2 separate regions of the Homo sapiens genome follow, and region 1 is linked to region 2. A link is a contact called in ENCODE Hi-C or POLR2A ChIA-PET data. All regions are on one chromosome and are shown on one strand. The core of a region is the stretch at or near the end of the contact, and the rest is flanking DNA. Distances in the headings are between cores, read along the strand shown.

Region 1 (4,439 bases), core at 45-2,544, 97 kb before region 2:
TCTTTTCCCAAAGCCAGGTGAATGTTAGATTTCAAGCAAGAATATGGGAAAGGGACAGAAAGAGATCTCCTCCGCATGGGAAAAAAAATATATAGAACACACATTCCTCAAAGTTCAGAAATTCATACTGAATGAATCCACCCAAGTAAACAAATTTGTCTGGGACGCCTGACACCATAATATCAAACAATCATGGGCCGGGCATGGTGGCTCATGCCTGTAATCTTAGCACTTTGGGAGGCCAAGGCAGGCAGATCACTTGAGGTCAGGAGTTCGAGACCAGCCTGGCCAACATGGCAAAACCCCGTCTCTACTAAAAATACAAAAATTAGCTGGGCGTGGTGGCGTGTCTGTAGTCCCAACTACTCAGGAGCCTGAGGCATGAGAACTGCCTGAACTCGGGAGGTGGAGGTTGCAGTGAGCCGAGATTGCGCCACTGCACTCCAGCCTAGGTGACAAGAGCAAGACTCTGCCTCAAAAGCAACAACAATCAAATCAATCAATCAATCATGAACAAATACACAAGGAACAAAAAGATCATTATCTTTTACCAATGTGCTAAACATGTTCTTGACACGTTCCACATAGAAAGCACCATTTACTAATTTTACATCTATTCCTGGAAAATAGTTGAAAATGAAATGAAAAATTCAGTGTTGTTCTTGGTGGTGAACCAGTAAATCTGGGATATCACATGTGTTGCTAGTACAGTTATTGGCAGGGAAGGAGCCCTTATTTTCCACTGCCAAAACCAAACTGCCAAAACAACACAGAGCCTAAAGCTCATGTTACCATGACTGGCCATTTCCACTCCCCTGTGACGCAGAGTTTGCGGGGAACATCTTGTCAGAGAGCTCAACTGCAAGATGAAGGGTGACTGACAGTGACTGTTGGACCATAAGTAGGAACCACTGGGCTATTTTCTTCTAGTGAGTGTGTTTCAGTCAATTGTGAATGAAAACCGAGTCTGACTATATATTCTTGGCAGACTGATACATAGAATTAAAGAGCTGGGCAGTAGCCACATATACCACTGTGTTGAAAGGAATAAAGAATGGCTGTTGAGCTGCAGTGGGCAGAACAGTTTGGGGTAGGACAGGGGAGCTGGGAAACTAAAAGCTTAAATCAAGACTCAAAAGCTCCATCTTTCAAAAGCTACACAAGCCAGGGATGCTTCTTCCACAGACAAGTCCTCAACAGTACCTCGTGCGGTGGTACTAACAGCATGGCCAGCACAGCCAGCTCACTCTCAGTCTAGGGAAACAGCGACGTCCTTAGACACATGGCAGATTTTTGAAATGAAACTTGAGCCAAGGGATTGACGCAGCCACCTTCCAAGTAGTCATAAAAGGGAACTTAGGCCGGAAGTCACAATACTGTCTGCAGTCATAGTGATCTCTTTTAGGATTGTTGCTCTCCTGCCAACTGGCCTCAAACATGTCAGTTTTTGTTCTTGTTTGAAAAATGAAAGCACCTATCATTTTATTATCTAGGTACCTTGTTTTCATATCTGCAGTCAAAGAAGCACTTAATCTTTCTTAGAGGGAACTATTTGAATAGGTACACACAATACATGTTACATACATAGGCATGTGTACACAAAGTTTTATATAGAATCATAAAATTGTAGACTTGGAAGATATATAAAAACCACTTGACTAACTTCTCACCTAAAGCAAAAACTTACATCACAATATACCAGACCCACCAGGAATCCTCTCATCCTCTTGACCACCTTCCCCTTTGTACTGTGCTGGTCTCTTCTGAGCATCCTTCTAGCCCATTCTAACCTTGTCTCTTCACTCTTTTCCTTCTGGACTGGGGTCCCTGTGGGGGAGTTTTCCTCCTTAGTTACTTAGTTACAATCCCCATTTGGCTCTCTCTCGCTCTCTCTCTCTCTCTCTCTCTCTCACACACACACACACACACACACACACACACACACACACACACTCTCTCTCTCTCTCTCTCTCTCCCTAGTCACCTCTGTTTAAACTTGTTCTCTCATTCATTACCTTCATTGCACAGCTAAGAATCTGACCTCGGGCATTACACCCCCACTAAAAAAATAAATTAAAAAAAAAGTTTTATTTTCTTTGCCTGAAAAAAGAAATCCCCAGATTGTATTTGTTGACTATAGTTGGGCTACTTTCCTCTTCATTAAGTGTATATTATTTGAACAGATTCTTATTCTCCTCGTGTCCATTCTCATATTCGGTGGATCACCCTATCTCTTATTGCCTTTTCTTTCATTTTTTGGCTTCATATTCATTGCCATGGCCACAAACTGGGTCCAAGGCTGAGTCATTTGACAACTGAACCACCTGTCTTCCAGACTCCAGCATCTCTCCCCTCTACTGTATTTTCTGCAGAGCTACACAATACTCCTAAAGTTTTATCCAAATTACATAAAAGGCTTTTTGCAGATTTCCACAGAATCAAATGCAATATATATATATAGCATTTTCTAAACTGTAAAGTATTATGTAACTGTGAATTTCTTCCCTTTCTCTTTTTTCCCTTCTATTTGTATCTATCTTCTAGTTGAGGTGTTTGTTTGTTTGTTTGTTTGTTTTAATCACAGGTTTCCAGTCTCTCCACCACTGTTTCCTCAGAACCTCATTCATGCCTGCCTCTTGCCATGTTTTGTTCTGTAACATGGACCCTGGTCAGATATTTTTCCTGGTTAAAGAACAAATATATTCTGACTTATGCTGCCTTTGAGACAGATTTCATGCCAATCTCTCTGCTCCCAGAATTCTCTCCATCAAATCAGGTCTCTTCCCTTCCTGATCACCCTGCTCAGGACCTACCCACTTCTCCCACTGGGCCCTGTACAAACAGTATGGTCTGTTCTGAATTTTACCAGTAATTTTAAACACCCCAATAATCTATCCAATCTCTAACCATTCCCATTAGGTTTGCTTTTCGGTGGAAAATTGAGGACAATATACGAACATGTGTGGAAAGTGCCTGGAATGTGAGACATGTTATGTAAGGCTGTATATGAACTCTGAGTTAAATGGATCTGTGTAAAAATCCCAGAGTTGCCATTTACTAGAGACGTCAGTAGGCCCATTTGCTCTGAGCTCTCCCTCTATGTTCCTACCTCAGATGGTGCATCTAAGAATTAACAAAATAATATATACTAGTCTGCCAGCACTAAGGAAACAATAAACAAACAAATTTTTTATTAAATAGAAAATTAACTAATAGTAGCCTTACTATTTCTGCATATGTATATGCCTTTTTATGTACATGACATAAATACACTAATGTTGACAATAAAGAAGAAAATGGAATTGATTCTGAACTCTGCTCATGCTTTCTTTCTGAAGAGAATTGCTGGTTTAAAAGAAACCAACAAACAAAGCCCTTATTGACGAGAGACCCCCACATCAATAAAAAATGTGCTTATGTTTTACAAGAGTTTAAATTTCAAATGAAATTTGAACTTGACTCACATAGAGAGTCAAGCTCAATACACACATTCATTGTCAATAACACCTAACATTTTGGTTTAAATTACAATTAGGTATAAAAATATAAATACATGCACAATTCTTAAAGTTTTAAATTACTGTCCTCCTAGTGTTGACCTTAGTGTATATTTGGTCCTCAACTAAATACCTATTAAAGTCAGTCCTACCTTTCTCAAGGCAATACAAACTTCTGTGGCACGGAAATCATGAGTTATCTTTTCTTTTTTTTTGAGACGAAGTCTCGCTCTGCCACCAGGCTGGAGTGCAGTGGCGCGATCTAGGCTCACTGCAACCTCTGCCTCCCGGGTTCAAGCGATTCTCCTGCCTCAGCCTCCTGAGTAGCTGGGACTACAGGCACGTGCCACCACACCCGGCTTATTTTTTGTATTTTTAGTAGAGAAGGGGTTTCACCACGTTGGCCAAGATGGTCTCTAACTCCAGACCTTGTGATCACCTGCCTCAGCCTCCCAAAGTTTTGGGATTACAGGCGTTAGCCACCGCACCTGGCTGCCTTATCTTTTCTTTAGAGACAGGTTCTCGCTGTGTCGCCCAGGCTGGAGTGCAGCGGTGTGATCACGGCTCACCGCAGTCTTGACCCCCTAGACCCAAGCAATCCTCTGGCTTCAGCCTCCTGAGTACCGGGGACCACAAGCGTGCACCAACATGCCTGGCTAATTTTTGTATTTTCTGTAGAGGCAGGGTCTTACCATGTTGCTCATGCTAATTGTGAACTCCCAGGCTATAGCAGTCCTTCCACCTTGGTGTCCCAGGGCGCTGGGATTACCGGCATGAGCCGTTGCGCCTGGCCTGAAACCTTTTATTTTCTAACAAACTCCCCTAACCCTGTAACGGGGTCACTGTAAAAAGTATATTTGCTCAACAGTCTGCTGGCAATTCCAAACAGTTCTGATTCTGTTTCACAGTTTTGAAGAAAAGGTGGTAGTCTGGAGAGATGTT
Region 2 (4,667 bases), core at 572-3,071:
AAAAGCCTACACTAAGCCTTGAGTGACCTATCACAAAGTTGGGAAATCGTTTCACGAATCAGGCCCTTTTTTTCACTTCTGTCTAGTCATTTCTTTGATTTAGATTTTAGGTGGCCTTGAATAACTAATAGTCATGAGTACAAGACCTTCCAGAGCTATGTTATATGAAATCCCCAACAGCAGCAATCACAACAACCCAAACACTCAGCTTCCTCCAAAAGCAACCAGCAAGAGGCCTGCAGAGAGAGGGAAGCCAGGCCTCAAGGCTGGAACTCTCAGGACTTTTGACCATCATCAGGAACATCACATCCAGGCAAATTCTGATTCATTCATTCCTTTGTGCCTTTCCTTTTTCTGAAGCCTCAACAGCTTTTTAGCTGTGAAGTTGGATGAGCTTAAAAGGAGGTTCGAAATATTGATCCTCTAGAATCTGCCTTCTCATCAACACTTTTCCACTGGGACTTTGACTCCCCAATCAGGCTTCACAGAAAACATAGCTGACCAAGCTCCCGGAGAAGAAAAGCTCTTTACTAACACTTGGTTCTTCTACGTTAAAATGCCATTGACCCCTCCCATCCTACTCAAGTTATAATTAACTAAGGGCCCCTTTGCCCTTCACGGTTATTGCCTTACAGAAAGATACATGAACCACATAGGCCCTTTATGTTTACAAAGATGCCAAATTCCTTCACTAATTAAGTTGAAGGGGGACTAATTCTGCCTCTTTCTGAAGTAGGAACCATTTGCCATGTTTTCAATAATGCACATGAATGGTGAGGTCTCTGAACATTCAGGTAAGTACATTTGTTTGTCTTCAGTTTTATTTTCCTTGATGATCTCCCAAATCTCAGTATTCTCAAGGTTTTAAAGAAAAAGGGTGGTGGTAGAGAGATTCCTGATATAAGACAGCAACAATATATGTTACACAAAAACATTATCGTCAGTAAAATCTGCCAGAAGATCGAAATGCAGAGCTGAAAGAACAATGTGACAATATTATATGTTGTGACAACATAGAAGTAATACGACTTAAACAAATAGAAGAAGGAAGAGTAAAACTGGAAATTTGACTGAGTTCATGGATTGGTGTACAGGAAATAGGTAAGGGTTCAAGAATATCCTTAAAAACTGACAACCCAGATAATATAAAGTTAAATAAGAAACCTGTGGCTGTGGGCATTTTTTTAAAAAAAATGGTAAAATACAAACATAACACTAGAACAGAAATTCAAACCCTAACTGCCAAAATTAGTATTTTTAATAAATTGAACAAAAACTCTACATCTCATGGAGAAAAAGCATAGACAATATAACAATACTTTTTCAAATTTTTGCACTTGGAGGCTATCTTGCAATTCTACCTATAGTATGCTACATGGTAAAAGGTGAATTTTAAGATAGCCTCCAAGATTCCTGCTTTCTGGGGCACATGTCATATATTATCATCTCCTCCTAACTGTAGATAGGTTATGAGTATGACATGACTTCACTCCCATGATTAGGTTACATTATATGGCAAAGGTGAAAGGGGATTATCCTGGGTGGGTCTGACCTTAAGAAGTATACCCTTTAAAGATAGTCTAGGGCTAGAGAAAATATTAGAAAAATCCAAAGCAGCAGAGCCACTACTAAGAGACAAACCAGGGAGAGGTCATGTGGGCAGCTTCTTGGAGATAAGGGCTTCAGTGCAACCACCGCAAGCAATGGAATTCTGCCAACAACCAGTTAGCTTGGAAAAGGACTCCCAAGCCTCAGATGATATCGAAACCCTGGCCAACACCTGAATTTCAGCCTGGTGAGTCTGAGCAGAAAAGCAGAAAACCCGACTAACCCATGTCCAAACTCCTGACCCACAGAAACTATGAGCTAATACATTTGTGTTGTTTTAAGCCACTAAGTTTGTGGCAATTTTTGTGCAACAACAAAAAATACCACCTTTCAAGTATAAAAAAAGGAAATAAGAAAATACAGTATGCATCTGCTGATGTGTGTAAAAAATATATATACAGGAAGGATAAACCAAGAAGTAATGAGATTATCTACAGAAAGAGGACAGGAATGAGTCAGAAAGAATGAGGAAGAAATGACACCTTCTGAGCATACTTTTCATGTATTTATAAGTCTTAGAACTGTGACAATATTTGACATCACCTAAAAATAAATAAAACCAACATGATTTTAATCAAAATGAAATAAGAGAACCTAATGTATTACAAATGAACAAAAGCACAAAGTAGGTAGAGAAGAACCTAAATAACTTTAGAAAACAGTACTCTATTCTAACACTAAAAACAAAAAAAAATGCACACAAATGTTACATTCTAGTTAGCAAATTTCTCGTGGGGTATGTGTTAGCATTCTGAAAACTACTATGTGTGTAGCTTAGAATTGCACAAATAAGTAAACACATTGTGGATAATGACAACCAGGTTTCTCACATTCAGATAAAAGAGTTACATATAAGGGGGAAAGTGAGAATGAACCCTAAGGTTTTTAATATATAGATACAAACGTGTGCATATGTATATGTATACACATATACTTCCTAGCTCTATCTGTTGAGAACGGCTAGAAGTACTGACATCTTAGGAACAATAAGCACATCTAGCACCAAATTTTGGTTTCTATATACCTTTCTCTAATAAGGCGAACTAGAGCTTCTTAGAAAAATGACTGATTCCAGGGCTGGAGCAGGAAAAGAAAAAAAAAAATCCAAGATAAGCTTGGAACATCTTATGGTACCAAAAGTAAGAAATTGGTCCAAAAATTGGAACATGTCAAAAGAACATTACAAGCCAAATTTAAGGACCTCACAATAGCCAAATCTGGAACAATTTGAGCAATATAATAAATAATCATAGGAAGAGATTGTAACCCATAACCAAATATCCATGAATCCATACAGATATAAATAACTGAATAAATAATAAGAGGAGAAGGAATAGCTCACCCTCACAGAATTCTAACTCATATGACGGGATGACAGAAATTTAAAAATCACTATTTGGCAAACACCACAGTGATAATTGATGCAGCCAGGAAATCAACAAACGCTAAAATTAATTAGCAAATGTAGGATGTGAAACAAGATATTTGCAGAGTTGCAAAGTATCTCCCCACAAGACACTAATTACAAAGAGAAAAATCATAGCTTTACTGTGGAGACATCTGGCAGGCCCCACCTTAACCAAGTGATCAAGTTAGCAAAGTAACGAGACATGCAGATACCATGGGCATGTGATGATAATGCACTAATATGTACACAAGATCACTTCCACGATATTCTTGCCAAAAATGCCCAGCCTGAATCAAAGTCTATGAAATAACTGGTCAGTAATCCCCAAAATTATCAAAATCATAAAGAACAAAGACAGACTGACTGTTCCAAATTAGAAGAAACTGGAGAGACATAACAACTAAATGCAATGTAGGAACCGGCCCTAGATCCCGGACCCAGAAAAGGGCATCAGCAGGACAATGATTAATAGTATTGTGTCCCTGTTAATTTCCTAGTTTTGATCATCACACTATGATTATGTGAGACATTATTTGGGGAAAGTAAGAAAGATTATATAGCAACTAGTACTCCTTGTACTAGTTTGCAACTTTTTTTAAGTCTGAAATTCTTTTAAAATTAATCTTGCCACCTATAAGGTATGGGCTGATAGAAGATACACAAGCTTAATGCTGGGGTAAACATGGGGAATTACTATTGCCAACCTAATAGTGAAATGACTAGGGTAAGAAAGAAGCTAAGAAATACTAACGTAGAATCAGAACAGCTATCCACGTCATTCTCTAGTTCTTAACACTAAACAAGGCATCCTAGTTGATTGGCATTTCGTATATGCTTCCTGGAGGCAGGCAGGCAGGTAGGGAAGTGTGTGTGTATGTGTATCCTGTCCTCTCAACTAGGAGGTGTAAAAGCTTTTAGGGCATGAAAAAAATCTTTTTTTTTTTTTTGGTGAGACGGAGTCTCACTCTGTCACCTAGGCTGGTGTGCAATGGCACGATCTCGGCTCATTGCAACCTCTGCCTCCCAGGGTTCAACGGATTTTCGTGCCTCAGCCTCCCAAGTAGCTGGGATTATAGTAATGTGCCACCACACCCAGCTAATTTTTATATTTTTATTACAGACGGTGTTTTGCCATGTTGGCCAGGCTGGTTTCGAACTCCTGACCTCAAGTGATCCGCCCATCTCAACCTCCCAAAGTGCTGGGATTACAGGCATGAGTCACCACACTTGGCCCAGCATGAACATCTTAATCTATCTTTACATTCTATCTGATAATATGATCTACGTAGAATAGGAACACAACAAAACTTACTGATAATATGTACTTAATACTTCAAAGAAAGTACCTGAAATAACAGAACTCCAAGAATTCTTGTAGCTCCTGAATTCCTTAGTGTTATTCCTGTTAGTATATTTCCAGTAAATTTTTTTCCTAAAAGACCATTGAACTGCCATTTACATATTCAGGCTTTGTAATATATAGAATAATAGGAGTAGTAAGCAAGCATCATAGACAAATCGGGTGTTCCAACGCTGCGTTTCCAGGTGTTATGTGTATTCCCCAACGCAAAGTTTTTCCTTCTGTTAATTAAACTGAGCTATAACAAAAGAGTTGACTGTGTGTGTTGCAAGTGTTAGTAGTTCTATTTTC

Evidence for each region. Hi-C counts contacts between places; a loop is a spot of excess contacts on that map. ChIA-PET counts read pairs that join two places held with the same protein, here RNA polymerase II (POLR2A). Pooled maps may share reads with other maps.
Region 1: a loop to region 2 is called in a pooled map, with 2.4 times the contacts of the local background. The contact joins two enhancer-like sites. A Hi-C loop is called at or near these places in 2 of 50 pooled maps. POLR2A ChIA-PET finds 5 or more read pairs at or near these places in 3 of 52 experiments (A673, MCF 10A and WTC11).

Annotation. Positions count from the first base shown.
Region 1 is chr2:152,591,375-152,595,813 of GRCh38, reverse strand. All of the region lies in intron 9 of FMNL2 (formin like 2), which reads right to left. Among named protein-coding and RNA genes, the nearest start is that of PRPF40A, 120 kb to the left of the region's middle. Within about 2 kb of position 1,294, at least 8 of the 41 ENCODE cell types and tissues checked have a DNase peak (open chromatin) inside an H3K27ac peak, as active enhancers do.
Region 2 is chr2:152,494,950-152,499,616 of GRCh38, reverse strand. The region is part of intron 1 of FMNL2 (formin like 2); the gene reads right to left. Among named protein-coding and RNA genes, the nearest start is that of FMNL2, 160 kb to the right of the region's middle. Within about 2 kb of position 1,821, at least 8 of the 41 ENCODE cell types and tissues checked have a DNase peak (open chromatin) inside an H3K27ac peak, as active enhancers do.